Linked DNA regions of Homo sapiens: region 1 is linked to region 2. A link is an interaction called in ENCODE POLR2A ChIA-PET data of the cell type or tissue named here. Cell type or tissue: K562. All regions are shown on one strand. Links, peaks and the distances in the headings refer to the core of each region. The heading gives the core; the rest is flanking DNA. Region 1 has its middle 34 kb from the start of CD83. Region 2 has its middle 82 kb from the start of CD83.

Region 1 (11,418 bases), core at 4,504-8,503, 120 kb after region 2:
GTTGGTTGGGCCAATCTTGGCCAATTTCTCCAGAGCGTTAGGTGCGAACGTCAGTCTGGGACTCCACATTGCTCATGCATGTGTTTGCCGTGTCCCCTTTGCTGTTTTAAGTGTTTATCCTGTGGCTTGTACAAGCGACATCGCTCTCTTCCCTGGTGAGAGCCAGTCTCCAGGCCTCCCTCCCCCACACTCTGCTAGAAGTGCAGCGAAGCAATGAGAACAAGGATCTTGTTCCAAGCCCACTGAGCAAGTGCTAGCATTTAGTGACCTTCTGCACCAGTAATTCGGTCCTTCGGGGATTGAAATTGATTTTCCTCCTTTCTGTGTGTGAGCACAACCCAAGTGCACAGCTCTGTTATGAATGCTGATCTCAGGTGTGTATTTAAAGGTGAACAGCAACACTCTTGAAGACAGAAATGAGAAAAGTTGTTTGCATAGCCTCTGTGAATGGACGGGATGTCTGCTCCAAAGACTGGCTTTGAATTTCTCCAAGCCCTTTTGTGTGTATGTGCATACATGTTTGTGTGTGTGTGTGTGTGTGTATGTGTTGGGGTGAGGTAGGGTGTCCAAAACTGTAAGTGAACACATGTAAAACTACTCAAATTCCTTCCCATGAAGCTGGTCCAAGAGTGGGGTGTTTGTCTCTGGCACGAGATTTAAGAAGGTGTCCAAAGAGTCAGTACTCAAGATTAAAATGTTTTAATGCTGTATTTTTTTAAAAATCCAAGTGAATGGAATGATGAGCAAAATCTGCAAATTTTAAATAAGTAAACAACCAGCATTACTAATTTTTTTCTTTTGCTTCAGGCTCCAGTACGGCTTGGCAGGGCACCTTTTTGTATAACATTTTGATATTTTATTCATCATGGATTTTTCTATGTTCATTTTAATTTTTGCAATATTGGAAATATTCTAAACATTTAGAAATATTGGAAATATTTTATATCTTGATCGCTGAGTTTTCTGGGATCCCCTCATGGTTTGCATCCCAGGTGAATTGCCTCTTCCTAGTCCCAGCCCCCTTTAAACCTTGCCTGAGTCAGGGGTAGGACTGATTTGAGACTGGCCAAAGACACTAGCTCCGTTATTTCCCACTAGTCGAAAGGCGTTGTTGAACTATTCCTCTAGTTAGTAACTGTTAAAGCCCAGATGGCATTCATATTTTGGCCTTTGCTCTGTCACAGCTCAAGTCATCGTCAGTGCCAAGTAGAAGAAGTAAAGGAGGCTTAGTTCTCTTGGGGGGAGTGCCAATTTTGTAGACCTTGATGGTCCAAGAACTGCCCAGGCCATGAGAAGATACAATGAGGGCTGTGGTAGAAGCACAAGTTTAATTTTGATGCCCAGCCCTAGCTGACGAGGTTTGTAGAGGAGCCTCAACCTCGTCTCCCACCTTGTCCAGCTCATAGCACACACTTGGCTGTGCACCCAGCGTACCCCCACATTCCCACCGTACGTGAATCATCATCCCCAGTGTGTCCCCCAGTGACAGGCTGCACAGGTGTGATATTCATAGCTGCCGTTTGAGGATGTAGACGGGTGACTGCTGGTGTTTCTGGAAAAGCCAGCTATTTCGTAATTGTAAAATTGACCTCTACTCCACAGCTTCACTGCACACTGGAGTATTTCCTGGCAGATCCATCTAACCCAAAATGAGATTACATTTCCTGGCAAGAAGTGGGCAACTGGTTTAAAATCTCACAGCAACCGCATGGCTCAACTTGCAATATTTCTTTACATTCACTTACCCAGGTCTTTCTGGGTCTATTAACTGGCAAGGTTAAAGGGGCAACATTGGGAGCTTGGGGTCCTACCTTTTGAACCAAGAGGTCAGTGAGAGACGGCCTGACTCTGTTAGTTTTAACTTTTCCTCTCAAACCTATTCTCCCTCCCCCATATGCCTTTCTTCAGGAGCTGTCGTCCTCACCTGGACCCAACCAGTCATTCCCAGTGTTACCTCCTTCATTATTTAGAGCCCCTCTGCTGCCAGAGCGATCCTGTTCCAGTGCTGGTTTGGCCATGCCATTTCACTTTTTTAGAGCCTTCTGGTCTCCCACCCTCACTGGAATTCTGCCCACCTCCCTGCTCAGGGCTCATGCTCTCCCTGCCTGGTTGTTTGCAGTTCAGTCTCAGCCTCTGCGGCTTTGCACACATCATACCTCCAGTCTCGCTCCAGTCTCCTGCCTGGGGGTGACTGCCTGAGCTCTGCCCAGGCAGCATGGTGGTGGGGTCTTAGGGTCCAGCATCTGGGCTTTTTACTCCTTGCCCTGATGTCAGCGGGGCACCAGCCCCTGCCCTCTGACCTGCCTGGTAGCCTCGAGCCTGGAGCTTGTCCATGTCATCCCCCAAATAAGACCCCTGCATATCCTGGTGGCAGTGGGCATGGGGACCAGTTACCCCACTGGACAAGTTGGGAAGTCTTACTGCCTCTTTTGTGACATCTAATCAATCTTCCTGATTGATTCAATGCCCTGTCTCCCACCTTCAATGACACTCTAGCGGGGCCTGTAATTCGTGAATCTGTCTGGGGTTCTAGAGAGCAGATGAGCTTATTTAGCATCGGTAACCCCTTTGCTGCAAGCACTCACAACTCTCTCAGTTTTGCTAACATCCTTGTTCTGACTTCATTTTTCTCTTCTGTAAAATGATAAAAAATTTTACATTATTTTCAGTTCTGTTAAAGGAGTGGAATGAGCTAATCTCTCAGGTGACTTTTAAGCCCAGGATTATTTTATGATTAGTCAAGGAACTTAGGTTTGGGGAAGTGTTGCGTTAAGTTTCTCTTTCTTTTTTAGTTGACTTTGGTCAGAGAGGGATCGGGGATTGTTGGCACAAGGAAAAACTGGCAAATTAAGGTACATTTATTTTTAGGTTAAAGTCAAATGTTGGTTGTACGTATTAATCTTTTTTATGATTCTCCATGTTAATAGGCATTTTAATTAGTTGACTAATGACAATGATAGTGTGTTGGATAAGAAGCTTTGTGAAAGGAAGCAACCAGGGATTGACACTAGAGAACAGAAGGACCCACTTAACAAGGCGTGAGTGATGTCACCCTCTTGTGGAGGCAGTAACCACATTACCTGCATCTCCTCCGTGACTTGGTAGGTAATGGTGTAAGGTTCAGGGACAGATGTTATTTGGACCAATTAAATAGCTTAGAATCCTTAAAAAAGACCAAGTTTTCATTATGCTTTCCAAGAGTGGACTGTAATTTTTATTTAAGTACACACAAACCACAGAAGTCTGAACTGTACTACTAGTCAATGTATGTAACTGTTCTTTGGCAAATGGGACATCGCCCTAAATTGCTACTTAGGGGGCCATGTGCAGCCACTGCTGGCAGCAACAAGTCACCGGGCAGCGCTTTCCTGGCAAGCGGGGAAGGGATCTTAGCACTGCAATGATTTTGGAAAGGAAAATGAGCAGATGTGCCCCCGCCTGACTCCCCGCTTGCCTTGGGACTCATTTGCACATTCTAGGGGCTTGGATACCCTAAGGCACACAGTTGCTTTTGGTTAATTGTTATTACTGCATGTGTAAGGAGAACTCTGGGTAAAATTGCCAAGCCTTGCGCCTGGCCCCAAACTGGAAAAATCTTTCAAACAGAAAATGAAGTTTAGTTTGGCAGCCTCATAGATCATTAGCCTGAAAATGTACACTTGGCCTGGCTGGTAGGTTGGAGGAAAGGAAACAGGACTATGCAGGGTTTGCATGCTCTGCCCAATGAGGCCAGCCTCCTGGCCCATGGGCCCCATAGAACCCAGGCCTGACCGAATCTCTGCTTGGGACCAGGTGTTCCTACCCTATCGTTTTGCTGTCAGGGGAAGGGCTGGTCCTCCCTGGTGGTATCTCATTTGCCCAGCATGAGCATTATGCTCTGTTGGATGGTACACTTTGTCTATTCGGTTCATGCTCCTCCCATGGCTGTGCCAGCTCCACCTGACTGCCTCGTTGCCCATGACCTTGGCCTCCCTTCTGACTCTTACTACCCCTACACAATCAACACCAGGACATTGAACATGGACACAGCTGTGGTTTCTTCTTCCATCTGAGGCCCTCCTTCACAAGCCTGGGACCCTGGAGGATTTTATCTGATTTGTTGCACAGCTCTCATGCATGCAGTTAACCTAATTTCTGACGTGGCTCAATTTCATCCCATGTGGAAGGAAATGTGCCAATCTTTGGACCTCCACAGCTAGGTTTGGGAGCATGTTGATATCACTGATGATGTGTGGGTTACTCAGATTTATGTGGCAAGTTTGCTTGGTAAGCCAAACCATTGGGGGCACAACCCCCTGCTCTTTCCAAACTGTGACCAAAACTATCTGCATCTCAAGGTGTTCTTTGAGCAGAGGTTATCTACTCAAGCGAGGGTTCATGCAAACAAAAGTGTCAGTCACAATGTTGACTCTGTATGAGGGAAGGGGGGAAGTAGGGGGAGATGCTGGGGTCTTGGGGGCAGAGCAGATGGGGACTGACAGCCTGAAGGATAAGAAAGGAGAAGGGAGGATTCCAAAGAGTCAAAACAGACTATTCAAAAATCGATTTCTTGGATTTTGTGTTGCCATAGCTCAAAGGGGAGCTGAAAAAAGTGGATGAGGGGTGGCCATGCCTTTGGGGTCAAATATGTGGAGTCTGAATCCTAACTGTGCTGGTCACTTACTTTGAGATATGACTCTGTACCTCAGTTTCTTCTGTTGTTGCCACCATGAAGACTAAACAACCCATCCTCACGTTTGCTCACTGGCACTTCTGGGAGTCTGTTTCAAGGCGTGGAGTGGGCATCATTGCAAGATCATGATGACAAGAGTTTGAGTCCAGGGTTGTGTGAGCTCACTGCAGTCCCTGGAGGGGAGATGCTAGGACTTCAGCAGGCACAGGAGAAGGGCATCATGTGCCTATGGACTGGAACAAATAGAGCATGAGCAAGTAATTTAAGAGAAAATAACTTAGGAGGAAATCCAAGTCGAAGCCAGGCAGGCTATCTTTTTCTTTCCCTTCCTTCCTTCCTTCCTTCCTTCCTTCCTTCCTTCCTTCCTTCCTTCCTTCCTTCCCTCCTTCCTTTTTTTTGAAAAGGAGTTTTGCTCTTGTTGCCCAGGCTGGAGTGCAATGGCATGATCTTGGCTCACCACAACCTCCGCCTCCCGGGTTCAAGCAATTCTCCTGCCTCAGCCTTCCAAGTAGCTGGGATTACAGGCATGCACCACCATGCCTGGCTAGTTTTGTATTTTTAGTAGAGACGGGGTTTCTCCCTGTTGGTCAGGCTGGTCTCAAACTCCTGACCTCAGATCTACCCACCTTGGCCTACCAAAGTGCTGGGATTACAGGCATAAGCCACCGTGCCCAGCCCAGGCAGGCTGTCTTAAGGAGCAGAGTATATTGTGTTTACTGGATCTTTCCAAATAGGGCCCCAGCAGCTAGACACTGAATGCAGATGCCCTCTGAGCAATGAATAATGGAGCACCACACTTGGATCTGGGCATTTAAACATTTATTAATACAGGACATTCCCCCTCCTCCTCCCCCTTCTCCTCTTCCTCCTCCTCCTCCTCTTCCTCCTCCTCCTTCTTCTTCTTCCTCCTCCTCCTTCCTTCTTCCTCTTCCTTCTTCCTATTCCTCCTCCTTTTCCTCCTGCTTCTGCTTCTTCTCTCTGTCTTCTTTCTTTTTTTTCTTCTTTTTCTTCAGCAATTGCCTTATTCTTTGGGATCAAATTGGTTAGAGATTATTTAAAGCTATATATGAACATATAATTGGCCACTTCTTCCTGATGTGGTAGTTGTGTGTTTGAATTTAATAATTCTAAATACAATATTTTATATTCAGCCCCACTAAATTTAATCTTGTTTGTTTTGATCTCTTGTTCCAACTTGCCAAGATCGTTTTGAGACTCAGCTCTGTCTTCCAATATATTATGTCACCCCCAGCTTCAAATTTGATATTCATGTTTGATAAACTTTAATTAACATAAATGTTGAAAAGATAAGGTTGGGATCTTCTACAAAATCTGTAGCATTCCATTAGATATCTTCCAGTTTAATATCAATCCTGTAATCCAATCTCTTTGGGTAATTGCAACCAGCCAGCTATTGATCATCTCACACAATATGTGGGATACACAATCTACTCCTCTTTAATGGTAACGGGCATGCTGCGTAGGCCAAGCCTTTACCTTCCATCCTGTCTGCACCGCATCCCTTCCAAGGGAAGCTTCTTTACCTAACCTCCTTCTCAGGCAGCCTGGGTTTATATTCTGTCATCACACCCCCTTGCTAGCTAACCCTGACTCCACAGCAATAATCCTATTAACTTTGGCCTAATGTAAAAAAACTGGATCAATCATATCCTCTAATTTTAAAATCTGAACTAGGAAAATAAAAAGAATTTTGTAATTTGCAAGTGATCGGGAAGTGAATGGATATTGTGGGGTTAAGGTGGGGCTGAGGCAAGCCAAGGCTTCTTTCTTTCTGGAGAGAGACAGACAGAGATAAGGAGGAGGTTTTGGGCTTCTTTTGTATCTTAGATTACCCTGAGAATCTTACAAAAGCTACAGACTCCCCTTGCAGAGAAATGCATAAATGAACAATTTGCTTACAGTTTTAAGATGTTTATAGACCTTCCAAATTTTGGAGAAATTGGCCCTAGAGAAGAGATAATAAAGTCAATACTGTGAAAATGAAGAGGATATACAGAAATAAATAGGGTTGGAGAGAGATGGATACCCCCAGACCTGCCTCATTTGCTGAGGTCTCCGGGTCTGATCCAGACCCTTCCACAAAACCTCCCTTCTCTTGAGATAAATTGAACGAGTCCCAGTTACTGCAGCTAAAGGTGCCTGCCTGAAATAATCAGGTCAACATCTACTCAGTCATTGGAGTCCTAAACCCTAGAGTCCTATCTCTAACTCCAGACATCACTTTCCAAAGCTCTGTGCTTGCCCCATGACCCTTCTTACTGTGCTGATATTCTGGGGTGAACCCATCCCTCTGTATCATTTATTTGCCTGTATCCTAATGATTTCTATACCCCTAGCCCAGAATGCTCCCCAAACCTTGGACTCAAGTATCCAACCACCAGCTGAACATCTCTACTTGGTTGTCCCATAAATAATATAAATGCAACATGTTCGAAACTGAACTCATAGCTTCCTTACAGACAACAAAAGAAATAAGCAACAATTTAAAAAGGCTCACACAACGGGTCTTCTCTATATATGCTTTGTGTGTTTGTTTGTTTGTTTTGTCAACAGTATCCATTCCAAGAAACCTAAGAAACATCACAGAAACCCTTCCCTCACCTAACCTCAGTCCAATCAATCACTCCGTTTTGCCCATTCTATCCTTTGGAGAGTTCTCATACCTGTGTGTTTCTTTCTCCCCACTACCACGATCCTTATTCCACCATCCTCATCCATCACCTGGATGAGGTTTGTTGCAAAATAAAACCCTAATTAGTCTCCCTGTCTCCAATCTTGACCACTCCAATCTGTCTTCCAGCTGCAGCCACATGCTCAGTTTAAGTTACAAATCTAAGACACTCCCATTTAAGGCTCTTTGGTAGTTCCAAGTAATCTATGAGATAACGTCCACAAGTCCTGTAAGACATAGGGACCTCCAAGACCTGCCTCCTGCTTATTGTCCATCAGGCCCCATCTCCTGTCTCTCCCTACCTGACGCTTTATGGCTCCAGCCAACTGACCTTCTCACATTTCCGGCCCAGACCATCCTATTTCCTGTCCCAAGACTCTGCTGGGGATATCCTTCTACAGGTGGAAGTTTTCAGGTTCCTGTTCAGCTGAATTCCTTTGGAGGTGGGGGTGTTTTGGAAAACTACATACATATATACAAAGTTACTGATGCTGTCATAAAGAAATGAGGAAGAATTGTACATCACAGACCATATGGCCAAGCATAAAACCCCCTTTGAAGATACCTAATTTATGGAATTTATCTAGTGTTTACTGTCTAAGGTGCCCAGCGTTCGTCTGATGGTCTCTTCATGGCTCCTTTATACTCCAGTTGACTTTTACCCTGCAACCTCGTCAGCAATGCTGTCCAGCCTTTCCCTTCTCTTGTATTTCTCTTTGTCCACTCTAGATTTTCTTTTTAAAAGTATAGTTTTCTTTTGAATTTTTCTACCAGCATCCTTCAGCTTAGCACTCCATTAGCAGAAGCAACATTTCTCCAGGGATGTGTCTTTGTTGGAAGGCAAGGTGAATCTGAAATAATACGTGAATTTTAACTAATAAGTGAACTTTGAAGAATATATAAATTTTTAAATAACAGTTTTTTTGGTTACAAAAATTTCTGCTCAATGAAAAAATGTTAGAAATCACACAGAATTATAAAGGGGGTTATAACAATTACCACATTGCTAACTACCACCGGCATAACATATAACATATTTCTCTCTTTCTCTCTCTCTTTCTCTCTCTCTCTCTCTCCCTCCCTCCCTGTCTGCCTCTATCCCTCTCTTTCTGGTTGGGTTTGAATCCCCACAAGAAACCAGGAGGAATCTCTCCTAGGACCTCCTGGAATGCTGAAATCAAGTCTAACTTGCAAAAAATTCTGATGACAGTTGAATGTTTTCTTTTCTTTTGACAGAAGTAAACTGCCACAACTTGGAAACCCAGTGGTACTCATTCCCTTGTTTTTAAAAAATTGATGGATTAAATATTGAATAGGTGATATATTCATGGGGTTCAGAATTTTAGGAGTATAAAAACTGGTCTTAAATATGTCTGCAAATTCTTTGACCCTCTTCCCATCAAAGACAGAGTCTAATTTCTCTCCCCTTGAATATGGCTTGCTCTTAGTGACACAGTTTCTTGAGTATCCATCCAGAGATTTTTATGCACTTGAAAAAGATATATATTCTTTTCTCTCCTTTTCACTCGTTGTTTCATATCTTTTTTTTTTTTCAGCTAGCAGCATATATTGGAGATCTTTTGTTCTTTTTTACACCTTAATAATATTTCCTTGTCCAGGTCCCTTTTTAATGGACATTTAGGTAGTTTCCAATCTTTCTCTCTTACGTTGTTGCAACAGATAATCTTGTACATACATCATTTTGCATATGTGTGGGTACAACTGTAGGATAAAGACTGTGAAATGAATTGCCAGGTCAAAGGGTAGGCACATTTGTAATTTTAATAGATATTGCCATATTGACCTTTGCGTCCATCCAATTTATTTCCCCTCCAGTGATAAATGAGTTCCCTTTACTCCAGGCCTCACCAACTGAGTATGTTATCGGGGTTTTGGATCTTTGCCAATTTCAGCAGCAAATAATTGTATTTCAGGGTAGTTTTAACTTGTATTTTTTTGTGAGTGCTGTGAACATTTTTCATATTTTAAAGAGCCTTATTATATTTACTTTTCTATGAACTGTTTATATCCTTTACTCATTTTTAAATGGATTAACCATCTTAAAAAATTAATTTGCATGAAAACATGCATGGTGGGGAAATTAGGTCTTTGTCTGTGATGGAGGAAGTAGATATTTTCCTGATTTGTCATTTGTCTTTTTGACTTTGCTTGTAATGTTTATTGCATAGAGAATTTTCATTTTATGTTTTCATGATAGAATTTTATTAACCTATTCTTTTATAATGTCTGAATCTTATGTTGGATAAGTTGTTCCCATCTCAACTTATTAAATATCCTCTCATGCTTTCTTCTACTATTTTGGGGTTTTGATTTCTTACATTTGGAATTTATCCAGGTGTAAGGTGTGAGGCACGGATCCAACTTTATCTTTTCAAGATGGCTTCTTCTGTGTTGATTCAACACCACCGATCAAATAATCCACTTTCTCTTTACTCAATTGGGATGGCATCTATATAATGTATTACATTCCCAGATGTGTTTCAGTTTATTTCTGGATTCTTTATTTTGTTCCATAGACGTGTCTGTCTGTTCTGAGGCAGTACCATACTGTTTAGTTACTGCCATTGTAGAATATAGAGTTGAGTGTGACAGCTCTTTTAGAATTTATCTAACAGGGTTTCCAGTTTTCACTGTATACCATCCTTGCCCCTCAAAAAGAGTATGTATGGTGGGCCCTCTGTATCCACAGATTCTGCATCTGCAGATTCAACCAACCTCATTGAAAACATTCAGGAAAAAAACACAATAAAAATAACAATACAATGATGAAAAATATACAAATTTTAAAAACAATACAACAACTAATTACGTAACATTTACATTGTATTAGTATTATAAGTAAGCTAGAGATGATTTAAAGTATATAGGAGGATGTGCATAGGTTATACGTAAATATGGCACCGTTTTATATCAGGACCTGAGCATCTGTGGATTTTAATATCTATGGGAGTCTTGGAACCAATCCCCCATGGACACTGAGGGACTGCTGTATTTTAATATCTGGTATATATATTCCCCATTCATTGTTCTTCTTATTCACATTTTCTGAAATAAATCTTGTTTATTGGCCCATATGAAATTTTGAATCACTACGTCTGCATTTTTAGAAATGCACATCTGAGGTACATGTTTACCAATACCTTTAAAGCTTGGATCCTGTGGCTCCTTCCTTCCTTCCTTCCTTCCTTCCTTCCTTCCTTCCTTCCTTCCTTCCTTCCTTCTTTCCTTCCTTCCTTCCTTCCTTCCCTCCTTCCTTCCCTCCTTCCTTCCTTCCTTCTCTCTCTCTCCCTCTCTCTCTCCTTCTTTCTTCTTTCTGAAAGGGTCTTGCTCTGTCCCCCAAGCTGGAGTGCAGTGGTGCAACCTTGGCTCATTGCACCCTCAGTCGCCAGGGCTCAAGTGATCCTCCCACTTCAGCCCCTCAAGTAGCTGGAACCACAGGTGCATGCCACCATACCTGGCTAATTTTTTGTAGAAATAGGGTCTCCTGGTGTTGTCCAGGCTTGTCTCCAACTCCTGGGCTCAAGCAATCCTCCCAACTCAGCCTCCCAAAGTGCTGGGATTACAGGTGTGAGCCACCATGACTGGCCTGGCCACTTTCTTCCAAAGGTTTTTATCTCTTTCACATTCAATCCTAAATGGTTCTCACTGGTTGGTGAGAGACGATTCTAAGGGATACAACTTCTATTACTCCCTGAAGGTGAAATTATTAGCAAGATAAGTCAAAAAAGCCATGTATTTGGGGTACACAGTCTTTATCACTGCCTGGAGACTTTAAATCCATCACTAGTAATGGGCAGATGTTAGGAGAGCACCAGTAATACCCTCCGTCTGGTGGGGCAGCCTATGGTATATACTCAGTCTCCACTCACACACAGTCCCCTGGGCTTTCCTCTCCATATGTATGGATTTCCATACTCATTTATTCATCAGCTATTTTGGGGGAACCCACTATGTGCCAGGTACTGTTATAAGTAATGGTGATGCAACAGCGAACAAAACAGATGAAAAATATTCTCTGCCTTTGTGGAGCTCA
Region 2 (11,418 bases), core at 2,937-6,936:
TAAGGAAAATGAGGCTGGGTACAGTGGCTCAAGCCTGTAATCCCAGCATTTTGGTAGGCAGAGGTGGGAGAATCGCTTGAGCCCAGGAGTTCGAGACCAGCCTGGGCAACATGACAAAACCTCTACAAAAAACAAAAAGCAAAAAATTAGCTGAGTGTGGTGCATGCCTGTAGTCTCAACTACAGGCTGAGGTGGGAGAATCGCTGAGGTGGGAAAATCGCCTGAGCCCGACAGGTCACAGCTGCAGTGAGGCATGATTTTACCACTGTACTCCAGCCTAGATGACAGAGTGAGACCCTGTCAAAATAAAAAAAAAAGGAAAGGAAAATGAGACATGAGACTAACTGAGGCTATGGGAGTAAAATGTGGAGCGTGATGCATGTCCATGTGCAGTATGTGGAATGTGTTCAATATACAGAAGGTACTTGCTGTCGTTAGAGTTTATTTCCTTGGAATAATGATGGTGATGATATGAAGAAGTCTTATGTTTATATAGCTCTTCAAAATTTACAAAGGACTTTTAATTATCCTCAAGAGAGTCGTATGCATTTAAAGAGCTGGTCCTGGAGAAACAGGCCTTGGCTTCCTTACAGGCAATTGATTTTTTTTATTTCAAGAAAGATAAGTCATTTCTTACTCCTTACTAACACTGATGCTTCCGTTGTGTGCCACTAAACAGAGGCATGGTCTTGGTACAAAGCCCTGGGGAGAGCACAGCTATCTCCTCTTGGTCCCAATGCCCCCACCTGACCCAGACCAGAGATTCCAAGAGAGGCAGTGGTATGGAGGCCCACCTGGCACGTGCTGCGTGGAGATAAGGAGGGGCTGGACGCGTATCCCTAAAATGGAAGAGCTTTCCCATGAACCCCAGTTCCTTATTCCTGGACCTTAAACAGTTTATCATTTCATTGCTGTCTTTTGGTCTTCTGCAGTGGGTTGAATGGTGTCCTCCTCCCCAACAAAAAACACATCCACTAGGAACCTGTGACTGTAATTTTATTTGGAAAAAGAGTCTTTTCAGATATAATTAAGAAAGGCCGGGCTCGGTGGCTTACGCCTGTAATCCCAACACTTTGGGAGGCCGAGGCGGGCAAATCATAAAGTCAGGAGTTTGAGACCAGCCTGGCCAACATGGTGAAATCCCGTCTCTACTAAAAATACAAAAAGTTAGCTGGGCGTGATGGTGGATGCCTGTAATCCCAGCTACTAGGGAGGCTGAGGCAAGAGAATCGCTTGAACCTGGGAGGCAGAGGTTGCAGTGAGCTGAGATTGTGCCACTGCACTCTAGCCCAGGCAACAGTACGAGACTGCATCTCAAAAAAAAAAAAAAAAAGAAAGAAAGAATCTCAAGATGAGATCATCCTGGATTATTCAGGTTGACCCTAAATCCAATGACAAGTATCGGTATAAGAGATAGAAGAAAAGATAGGGGCACACACAGGAGAGGGCCATGTGAAGACGAAGGCAGAGATTGGAGTGAGGCTGCCACAAGCCAAGGGATGCCTGGAGCCACCAGAACTAGACAGGCAACAATGAAATTTTCCCTAGAACCTTCGGAGAGAAAACATGACCCTGCTGAAACTTTGATTTTTGGAGTTCTAGCTTCTAGAACTTTAAGAATAAATTTGTTGTTTTAGCCACATCGTTTGTAGCAATTTGTTTCAGCAGCCCTAGAAAACTAATATACCTTTTCCCTCTCTCTCTCTAACACACACACACACACACACACACACACACACACACACACACACACACACTCACACACTCTTCCACCTTTAAAAAAAAAGAAGAAGATGAAAACAACATTAAGGGGGAGAAATACTGAAGTATTCATATGCCCAGAAAAGTAACGTCTCCCCTACTCGAGGGCGAGACCCCTGGAAAGAATTTCTCCCTCCCTACTCTCTTTCTCTGCTCCCTCTAAAAGGTTGGAGAAAGGCTGTCAGGTTTATTCAGCTGTTTTACGTGCTTCCCCCATTTGTATTCCCTTCCAACTCATCCATTTCTCTCAATCACAGAAGGGACTTGCCGAGCAAAGCCTGACATTTTCCAGTTCTTGGGTCTGTGCCTGGAATCAACAGCCCTCACCAGGAAGGCAGAATGAATTCCCAGGATGTCAGCACAGAAGCCCTTGGGCTGCCTGGCTGTGGCTTCCCTTCCCGCCCCTGGAACCAGTGCAGGGTGATGCCAGGCTCCACGTGAACAGATGAGTGCTCCCTGAGCAGGATCATAAATCCTGCCTAAGCAGCCCTGGTGGCTTCAGGAGAGTCAACACCAGAGTGGTCCCCTTCACTCAGGATGGCCAACCTTTAAGAAAGGTTAGACGGATTTAAGGTGCAGCTTTGTGTCTGTTTGCTGGCCAAAATTTTAGTTTACCCAAAGCCCACAAGACTTCTGAAAGCTCCCTTATCCATGCGTGGGTCCAAGGTTTCCGTGATGGAGAATGTGGCCCCAGTGTAGCTGACATCACTGGTTCATCAAATGAGCTAGACTTGATGCAGAGTAAGCAAAAAAAAACAAAAACTGATGCTCCTCATCATTACCTCAACTCACCGACATATATATCTATCCAATTAACAGCTTTCTTGACCAGGTTTAGGTCCTAATAAGCAGTCTCATTTTTTTAGGGTTAAAAAAAGTCTAATTTAATCTAATATGAAAGCTCTAGGGTCTCCCATTTAAAGATTCTTGCCCTCAGTCCAGTGTTGACCTGCATTAGTCTTGGAAACCCACATTGGAGGAGATAGCAGAGTGGTCTGCTTCTTCAGGATTTGTCTCCCACCCTACACTCATCTCCCACCCCCTAAGCTGACTTGTTCTCCATGGGGAGACCTGCTCTACCTAGAGGAAGAGCAGGGAGATAAAGTGCAGGAAGGGGAGACAGGGCCCAAATGCTAGCTCTGATTATGGTGAGTTCTGTGAAAGTGTCCCCCTGGGGAACCCCCTTGGAGTCCCCTGCCCACTGCATGACTCACAGGTGCAGGTGATGCCCACTGCATGGCTCATGGATACAGAGGTGCAGGTGATGCCCCCTGCATGGTTCATGGGTGCAATGGTGCAGGTGATGCCCCCTGCATGGCTCCTGGGTACAATGGTGCAGGTGATGCCCCCTGCATGGTTCACGGGTGCAATGGTGCAGGTGATGCCCCCTGCATGGTTCATGGGTGCAATGGTGCAGGTGATGCCCTGCATGGTTCATGGGTACAATGGTGCAGGTGATGCCCCCTGCATGGTTCACGGGTGCAATGGTGCAGGTGATGCCCCCTGCATGGTTTGTGGGTGCAATGGTGCAGGTGATGCCCTGCATGGTTCATGGGTACAATGGTGCAGGTGATGCCCCCTGCATGGCTCATGGGTACAGTGGTGCAGGTGATGTCCCCTGCATGGTTCATGGGTGCAATGGTGCAGGTGATGCCCCCTGCATGGTTCACAGGTGCAATTGTGCAGGTGATGCCCCACAGGCCTGCCATTTTGATTGTTCCTCCCAGCTTCTACTTTTGGAGATCCACCCTTCACAGACTCTTCATTTGTGGTCACTTCTGGCTGCAGGTGGACCTGTTGGGAGGGACCCTTTCAAGACAGCTCAAGCTTCATGACCTTCTGCAGCAATTGCTCTGGTTCATAGGGAGCACACATTCACCCCTCTGAACTCGGAAAAGCAGGCTGCTTATACTTTGTTCTCCCACCCTATACCCAAGGGGGCCTCAGGTCAGACTTTTGTTTTCAGAATGCTACAGACAGGCTGAGATCAGGCACCCTCTCTCTCTGGGTCCTCCAGATTCCAGGGGCCACATCATGTTCTGCAAGTATTTCTCTAAAAACCCCTTCACCTGACTTCAGGAACCCCTGTCCTTTTCGTAACATGGGTGAGGGAACACCCAGCCCTCCAGACCATCAGGAATCCTGCCTTGCACCTGCTCCCTGATCGCTCTCACCCCTGGCGCAGAGCCTGCAGGCAGCCCTGGGCTCGAGGTCACACGCTTGGTTTAGGGGACCCATAGGCAGTCCTCCGTAGATGGTGCAGCGCCTTTTGTAGAGTGCAGATGCATTTGCTGCCTCTGAATCTCCTCTTTGGGGCATCAGCAGAGGACTCACTGACTACATGACTACACCTTCAGAGTACTCTCATTCCCCCAGTCCTCCCTGTGGCCATTCTACAGCCCCTTTAACCCTCGCTGCCTGGTGTCCATGCATTCTCCATCAGCTCACAAGCTCCCCCATGGAATAACTGATGAGCTCCAGTCCTAAGGCTGTCTCGAGAAGCTACAAATTCTGCCAGTCAATGTCACTAGTGTCTCTGTCCCTCTGGGCATGGTGACTCTCACCTGTAAGCTACTCGAGAGGCTGGGGCAGGAAGATTGTTTGAGCCTGAGATTTCGAAACCAGCCTGGGCAACATGACGAGACTCCATATTGTCTCTGTCTGCCCTGGCTCCTGATGACTTCTCCGGAGAGAGGGCTGAGATGGGGTCAGAGAGAGGAACAACAGCAAGGTGCCTGTGGGCACCTCCATTTCAGGGAGGTTCCTCTTCACCTGCAATGTGGGGCCATGGGTGCTTTTCAAGTGCATATAAGAAGACTTGGAGTCCACCCTGGAGAGTGCTTCTCTGGCTGAACTCCCAATCTAGTCTGCGTGAAGGAAGGCAGATTTCTTCTGATAACAATACTTTGACCCAAATCTCTGCCAAACAGTGACCTGGGGCTATGACGCTACGTCTAGTCAGATTCCCTCTTCAATACGAATGGTACCATGTTCCAATCATTCCTTCTGGAGTCGGAACAGAGGAATATTTTGTTCGTTGTCCTGTTGGAGACAAGTGGGAAGTCATCTGGCGAGGAGGGAGAAGGTGAGAGGGTGAGAGTTTGAGGCAGAGGAAGGGGCAGGAGCCCATATTGGGAACTGCAAGCGGTAACGCTTAGCTGGTTGTAGCATGCATGGGGGCGTTCGGGAGAAGGGGCAATGGAGAAAGCCGAGGCTGGGTGAACAAGCAAGAAACCAGTTATGTGGGGTTTTGATGGTCATGCCAGGGATTCTGAGTTTTGTTCTAAAGGCAATGGGAACTTCAGCTATATTAGGGGTTTTAAACAGGGATGACATGAGCAGCTTTATGTTTTAGAACAAGTACTCTGCCCCCTGAAGCGTTGGTGCCTCTCTCGAGGCAGGGAGGCCAGGTATGAGGCTGCGGCAGAAGACCAGGGAGCGGTCATGAGGCAGTGAGATTAAGAAAGTGGGATGCCTTGGAGAGAGAGCCAGGAGGTGAGGTCAACAGAGTGGCAATGTTGTGTAGTAGGAGGTAGGAGTGAGAGGAGCCTGGCTTGGGGAAATGGGTGGATGGTGGTGGCATTCCTTGGGGTAGGGAACACAGCACGGGCACATGGTGTGTGTGGAGGTGCACAGTATGATCTGGTTCCTGTTGGGGTCCCCCACCCTGCTAAGAATGGTCCTGGACCCCCCACTTCACTGGATAGCCCTCTGTCCCTCGCTTGTCCTCATTTCACTAGGGAATAGCACAGTTGTAGAATAATTCTCAGGAGTGGCTTGTCCCTCCTTCCTCAGCTAGGGCCCAATGGATACACCCACCTCGAGGCCGGATCGTCGTAGTGTTGCAACGGCACTCCCTGTCTTGGGATGCCCTTTGGGTAAGACAGCTCCTGCAAGGTGTGGTGTCTATACACGTTGGAATAAAAAGTACCTTTGAGGTCTGTATATTGGATGTTCTACCCTGGTGTAGCTCCATTTGGTCTGCCACTTGGGGAAATTGGGTCCGATCAGAGGTCTAATTTTATCAGACGTACAAAGCTCTTATTTAGCTTTTTCTTTGTTACCTTTGCTTATTTATTTAGCACACTCAAAGTTTAAAAACGTAATAGACTGAAGAAAAATCACCTATGGCAGGGGTTGGCTAAATATCAATCCTGTTTTCTCTTCCAGGCACCCTGGGAGATTGCATTTCCCAAATTCCATTCTACTTAGGCTGGGGCCAGATGACTGGGTTTTCGCCAGTGGAATGTGGCTGGGAGAGATTCAAGCTGCTTCTGGGCCTGGCATAAAAACCCGACATGCTCCTTCTTCCCCTTCTGTGACAACGTGGAAGTCCACGTGTTTAAGATGGTGGCAGCATAAGATGGAAGGAACTTAGATTCCTGAGTCACCTCCTGGAAGTGAGCTACCAAACTGCTTTCCATGTGATTTGAGTAAGGAATAGGCCTATATTGTACCAAGCCACTGAGATTTGGGGGTTGTTGTTGCAGTTATTTATCCTAACATACTAATACAGCAGTAGATCAAGGTATTCTTCTATGACAGTAAGACCTCTCTTCTGCTGATTTTCTGTATTAAAACTTGCCTGCTGGGTCATGGGCTCATGAGAGGACAGACAGGACATCGTACAACTTCTCTAGCTAAGCTCATCAGCCTCTCATTGTACTACTTTGAAAACAGAATGCACATATTTTAATGTGTATATGCACACAGACATATTTCTAAAGCTAATTCTTGAAGTATGCACTGGCTGACAAGTACATGCTTCGAAGGAATTTGTAAATACTAGACCACAGTCAAGAAAAACAGAGTTCAAAAAATCTGTGTGCTTCCAGACAGGATTTTTTTTCAGAATTGGAAGTATAATGACGACCCCTCATGGGGCATACCCTGAAACCAACCCTCATCTCAGTACTTCTCTTTTGGAGGGAGCGACTTCTGTTGTACCTTAAATATTCTCCCCTGTCACCATCATCACGGGGACAGCTTGGCATATCTTTCCCTCCCTGCTCAAGGGTCAGCATGTAAGCAGTGGGGACTCAAGGTTAAGATGACCAGAGACAAAAGCGAGGAATCAGAACCATTGTGTATGTAAACAGAAGACTGAAGTTACAATACTTGACGATTTTTCTCTTCTCTAAGGGAGGGAAGTTAATTTTGTCCCCACTGAAGGGTTTTTACGTGATGTATCATCAGCGGAGTGAAGGGTGGGGAACCTGTTTCTATGAAGGGCCACTGAAACCACAGGCAGAAAAAAAAATCACCATATAAGATTTCTTTTTCGAGGCAGAATATCACTCTGTTGCCCAGGCTGAAATGCAGTAGTGTGATCTCGGCTCACTGCAGCTTCCACTTCCTGGGTTCAAGTGATTCTTGTGCCTCAGCCTCCCAAGTAGCTGGGATTACAGGTGTGCACCACCATGTCCGGCTAATTTTTTTGTATTTTTAGTGGAAATGGGGTTTTGCCATGTTGGCCAGACTGGTCTTGAACTTCTGATCTCAAGTGATCCACTTGCCTTAGCCTCCCAAAGTTTTGGGATTACAGGCGTGAGCTACTGCACCCAACCACAGTATAAGATTTTTTGAAAAATTATTCACATCCCAAAATAAATTATAAAAGCTCATTATTTCTAGTTCATAGCCATGTAAGAGAAATAGATGTGGACCTGTTGGTATAGAGGTAGGGAGTTGTAGCTGGCCCGGTCGAGACAGAGATGGAAAAGAATTGGGAAATGATGGCAAGAAAAAGCCCCTCTCACTGTCTCCCTTCCTCTTTCTCTCTCAATTTCTTTGTTTCAATCTCTCTTCCTCTCTCTCTCTCTCTCTCTCTCTCTCTATGCACATGCCCTAAAGCTATCACTCATATTTTAAAATGAGAAAATATTATCTGAAACGTCTCTAAAATGCTTTACCTTCTCCCCAAGATCTGGAAACCGCAGGTGCTTTGGAAAGTTTCTCTTTTTCTCATTTTCTGATAAAAAATTCAGGTTAAAAACACCCAGCTCCAGGTTTTAGTCAACCCGTGTATATATAAATGAGCTGTGGTACTCCTCATTTCTAAGTATAAAGTCGTTCTCTCTTTTTCTGGTTTTAAAAAACTTTTCAGGCTAAAATCACAGATTTGGGATTTAAATTTTGTGTGTTGTTACTAGAAAAGCCTCTGAAACATGTGGATTTATGCTGTGTATGCCAGATGGGCGGTAGTTGGAACCAGAGCTGACTCATGGTTTGGAAGCCACATATTTCCAGTTTGGGGTTGTGTTGTTTTGCTTTTGTTTTTAAACCCGGCATCTTTCAATAGAGCTTGGGAGAGGAATTAGCAGAAGAGGATTCCAATCCATTCACCATTTGGGTGATCTGGATCCCTGAATTTTGCAGCTCTGGACTGAATCTCCAAGTGATCACCTAGTTCTTGCATTCAAAGCTTCTTGGACACTGACTGACCCTCACTGGGGCAGAGCCGCCCTAATTTGTAGGGTGTGTTTGTCGGCTTGCTGTTGCTCACTGTCCTTTTTAGGCAATGGCCCCTCTGTTGCTTGACAGCTTGTGATCACCTGCAGAGGATGGGAAGCGACAGCTGAGCCTTGCGTTGAAGACATAAGCTTCTGAAAAAGGTTTGGGGAAGCAAATTCAATGCCGCCTGAATTTAGATGACTTATGGATTCAAACCCTACCTTTATTAGATTATTTGTGGGTTGAAATTCTAAAGTTAATTCAATCAAACATCTAGTAAAAATGTTACAAAATCAGCTACATGAGTCTGACATCATTGAAATGAGACCCGCTCACATAATTTGATTATCTTTTCTCCTTACGGTCGTCACTGTAGAAATTTTTGCCCTACATAGTGAGGAAGCTGGGGCCATGTGCCGTCCAACATAACAACTGAGCTTAAACCAGAATCCCTCATGAGCTTCAGTTTTAATATACTCAAAATATTATGCATTACATGGAAATAATACATACTTGGTATTTAGGGACAGAGTCTCATTCCGTAGCCCAGGCTGGAGAATAGCGGTGCAATCATAGCTCACTGCAGTTTTGAACTCCTGGGCTGAAGTGATTCTCCTGCCTCAGCCTCCCAAAGTGCTGTGATTACAGATGTGAGCCACTACACCCCACCACACTTGGTATATTTATACCTGTAAAATATTAGAATAAACAAGTATCCTTGTAAATAAGAAGTTGACTTCTTGAGTTGGTTTCATTATGAAAATGCATATTACAGACACATTTCCTCCACCATCGTTTAAAGAAACTGAATATTCACAATTGTCCTGTTTGTTGCCTCTGACTAATATGACTTACAACAGGATGCAGGGTCAGGACAAAATGAGAACTAGAGCTGGTTCGTTTGTATTCTGGGGTATTTATACTCTGCAAAAAAATGATGCTCCTGTACTTGCAGTGTGTATCCATAGATCATAGTTGAAATTCTACACCGAATGAACTTATCAGCTGCCTTTTTTCATCACGTTCATTGCCTCTGACAGATCTATCCCCAGCTGGTGTTGACTTCTCCCTACAGTGCAGGGAGATCATTAATCTTGTATGTTCTCTTACTCCAAGGCCTTTTTTTCTTCTTTGCTGAGGTTTTAAAACAGATTGTGCCTGTTTCCACAGGCCTTTGAGAGATCTGTCATGTGTCCTCTTTTAAGCAGGTTGTGTAAAAACCAATTACTTGAGTATAGCTGGGGTCATGGGCATTCTGTTACCAGGGTGGGAACCTTGATTTTCTCATTCTTCCCTATGTCAAAATCAGAGTGAGGGCACTACCAACAGAAGCATTTATTACTTAGCAACTGAGAGATGCTTTCAAGACATTCTGATTGGTGATTCTTCTCCAGGGTTGGGGGAGTATCTCCATCTTGCCTCCTGGGCTGCATTGATAAGGAGCTGGACACCTCACCAAATCGTGAGTGAGAACTGCCCATAGTGAGTGAGAATGCAATTCCGAGGGCCTCAGTCACCAACGTAGACCTCCTTGTAGCTGAACTTGGCAATTGGCAAGTCTCTCGGCTGTGGAGAGAGAAAGATTGTGTCTGCACAAGCAGAATAGAGAAGTGCAATAGAATTATCTAGTGGAGGCAGGTGTTTAGAGAACTGTCAATACTTGTTGAATGAAAGGACAGGTGTACAAAACTGGACAATACACCTTAGACTTAATAAGCACTTCCTTCCCAGTAGCTGGTTATTTGTTTCTTCCCAAATTATTTAGGGAATCATCTCAACTGCCCATTTTATATCATCTCCATTTTCCGTAGCAAGAAGCTTATTGCTTTAGTATCATTATTTAAAAGTGACAAAGACACACCACTTATTGAATGTTTATACTGCTTTCACCCCACATTAAAGCTCTTCATGAAATTAAAAGCAAATGATGACAGAGCTGCAGAGACCAAGGCTACATGCTCCCGTCAGACTTAATCCTCCATCAAAACATATCTCTTCCACGTTCCTTTAACCTGGAGACTGAGAAGTGGGAAGTGACCCACAGGGGCCCACTCAAAATCTCCTTTAAGCTCTCATTCTGAGACTTTTGGTACAGGCACCAAACAGATTGCTTTACTACATTGACAAATCCGTGCTGAACCCTTTTCCGTGCTCAGTTGTGACATTTTATTTGGACCCTCTCAGTCACCAACAGTGCTGTTCATTCTCTGATTGACATCCTTTGTTTTTTGGGATTTGATGCAAAGCACTGCAAGCTCTTGGCTGTGACCTTGGATTAACAATCTTGGTTGTCTCCTGGCTGTACCTTCAAGTCACCTGAGTGTACATCTTTCTGATTATATTTGGTCCCAAGACCCTTCTAAACTAATTCTGCCCCCTCTGGTGGAGATTTTTACCAGGTTCAGCCCAACTCTTTGAAATGGAATAAGACAAAAGGCCCAACCAATAGGGTGGTTAACAGGAGAATGTTCATGATTTAAAAAGAGTTTGGTGATACATTGGAAAGAGTCCAATAATGCATATGAAAACACTGGCTTATTGTTGATCTCCATACACTTTTTTTTTTTTTTAAGACTGAGTCTCACTCTGTTGCCAAGGCTGGAGTGCAGTGGTATGATCTCTGCTCACTGCAACCTCTGCCTTTTGGGTTCAAGTGATTCTCCTGCCTCAGCCTCCCAAGTAACTGGGATTAGAGGCGCCCACCACCATGCCTGGCTAATCTTTGTATATTTAGTAGAGACAGGGTTTCATCATGTTGGCCGGGCTGGTCTTGAACTCCTGACCACAAGTGATCTGCCCACCTCAGCCTCCCAAAGTGCTGGGATTACTGGTATAAGCCACCGCGCTCGACCTCCGTATACTTTTAAAATACTACTGTTGTTACTGATAAAAGCCATAATAAAAATAAGTAGCTGCTGTTTAAAAGTGTTTGTGATTTGACTGTCATGGGGATTTTTGTCTGGATTGGAGGCACCGAGGTTCCCAGGCAGGGAGAGATGGGGTTTTCATCATGATCTCTGAGGGAGCAGTTGAGCCTGTGCAGGTGGTGAGCACTTCTTCTGGGTTTATTGAGCACCTGCTCAGTGTAGGGAAAAGTTTTATTATTATTATTTTTACTTTAAATTCTGGGATACATGTGCAGAATGTGCAGGTTTGTTGCATAGGTATACATGTGCCATGGTGGTTTGCTGCACCCATCAACCC

What was found. ChIA-PET counts read pairs that join two places held together with the same protein. Peaks named below come from ENCODE experiments on the same cell type or tissue, not always from the same donor. Only the 100,000 strongest peaks of a DNase experiment are listed, where the experiment ranks them.
Region 1: POLR2A ChIA-PET joins it to region 2 with 5 read pairs; 3 of 35 experiments call an interaction of 5 or more read pairs at or near these places.

What each region holds. Positions count from the first base shown.
Region 1 is chr6:14,146,496-14,157,913 of GRCh38, forward strand. It overlaps the pseudogene RNU7-133P. Among named protein-coding and RNA genes, the nearest start is that of CD83, 34 kb to the left of the region's middle. In K562, for the core only: no CTCF peak of the experiment used is centred there; a DNase peak (open chromatin) is centred at 6,886.
Region 2 is chr6:14,029,601-14,041,018 of GRCh38, forward strand. No RefSeq gene overlaps it. Among named protein-coding and RNA genes, the nearest start is that of CD83, 82 kb to the right of the region's middle. RefSeq lists an enhancer at 5,316-6,515. In K562, for the core only: no CTCF peak of the experiment used is centred there; no DNase peak of the experiment used is centred there.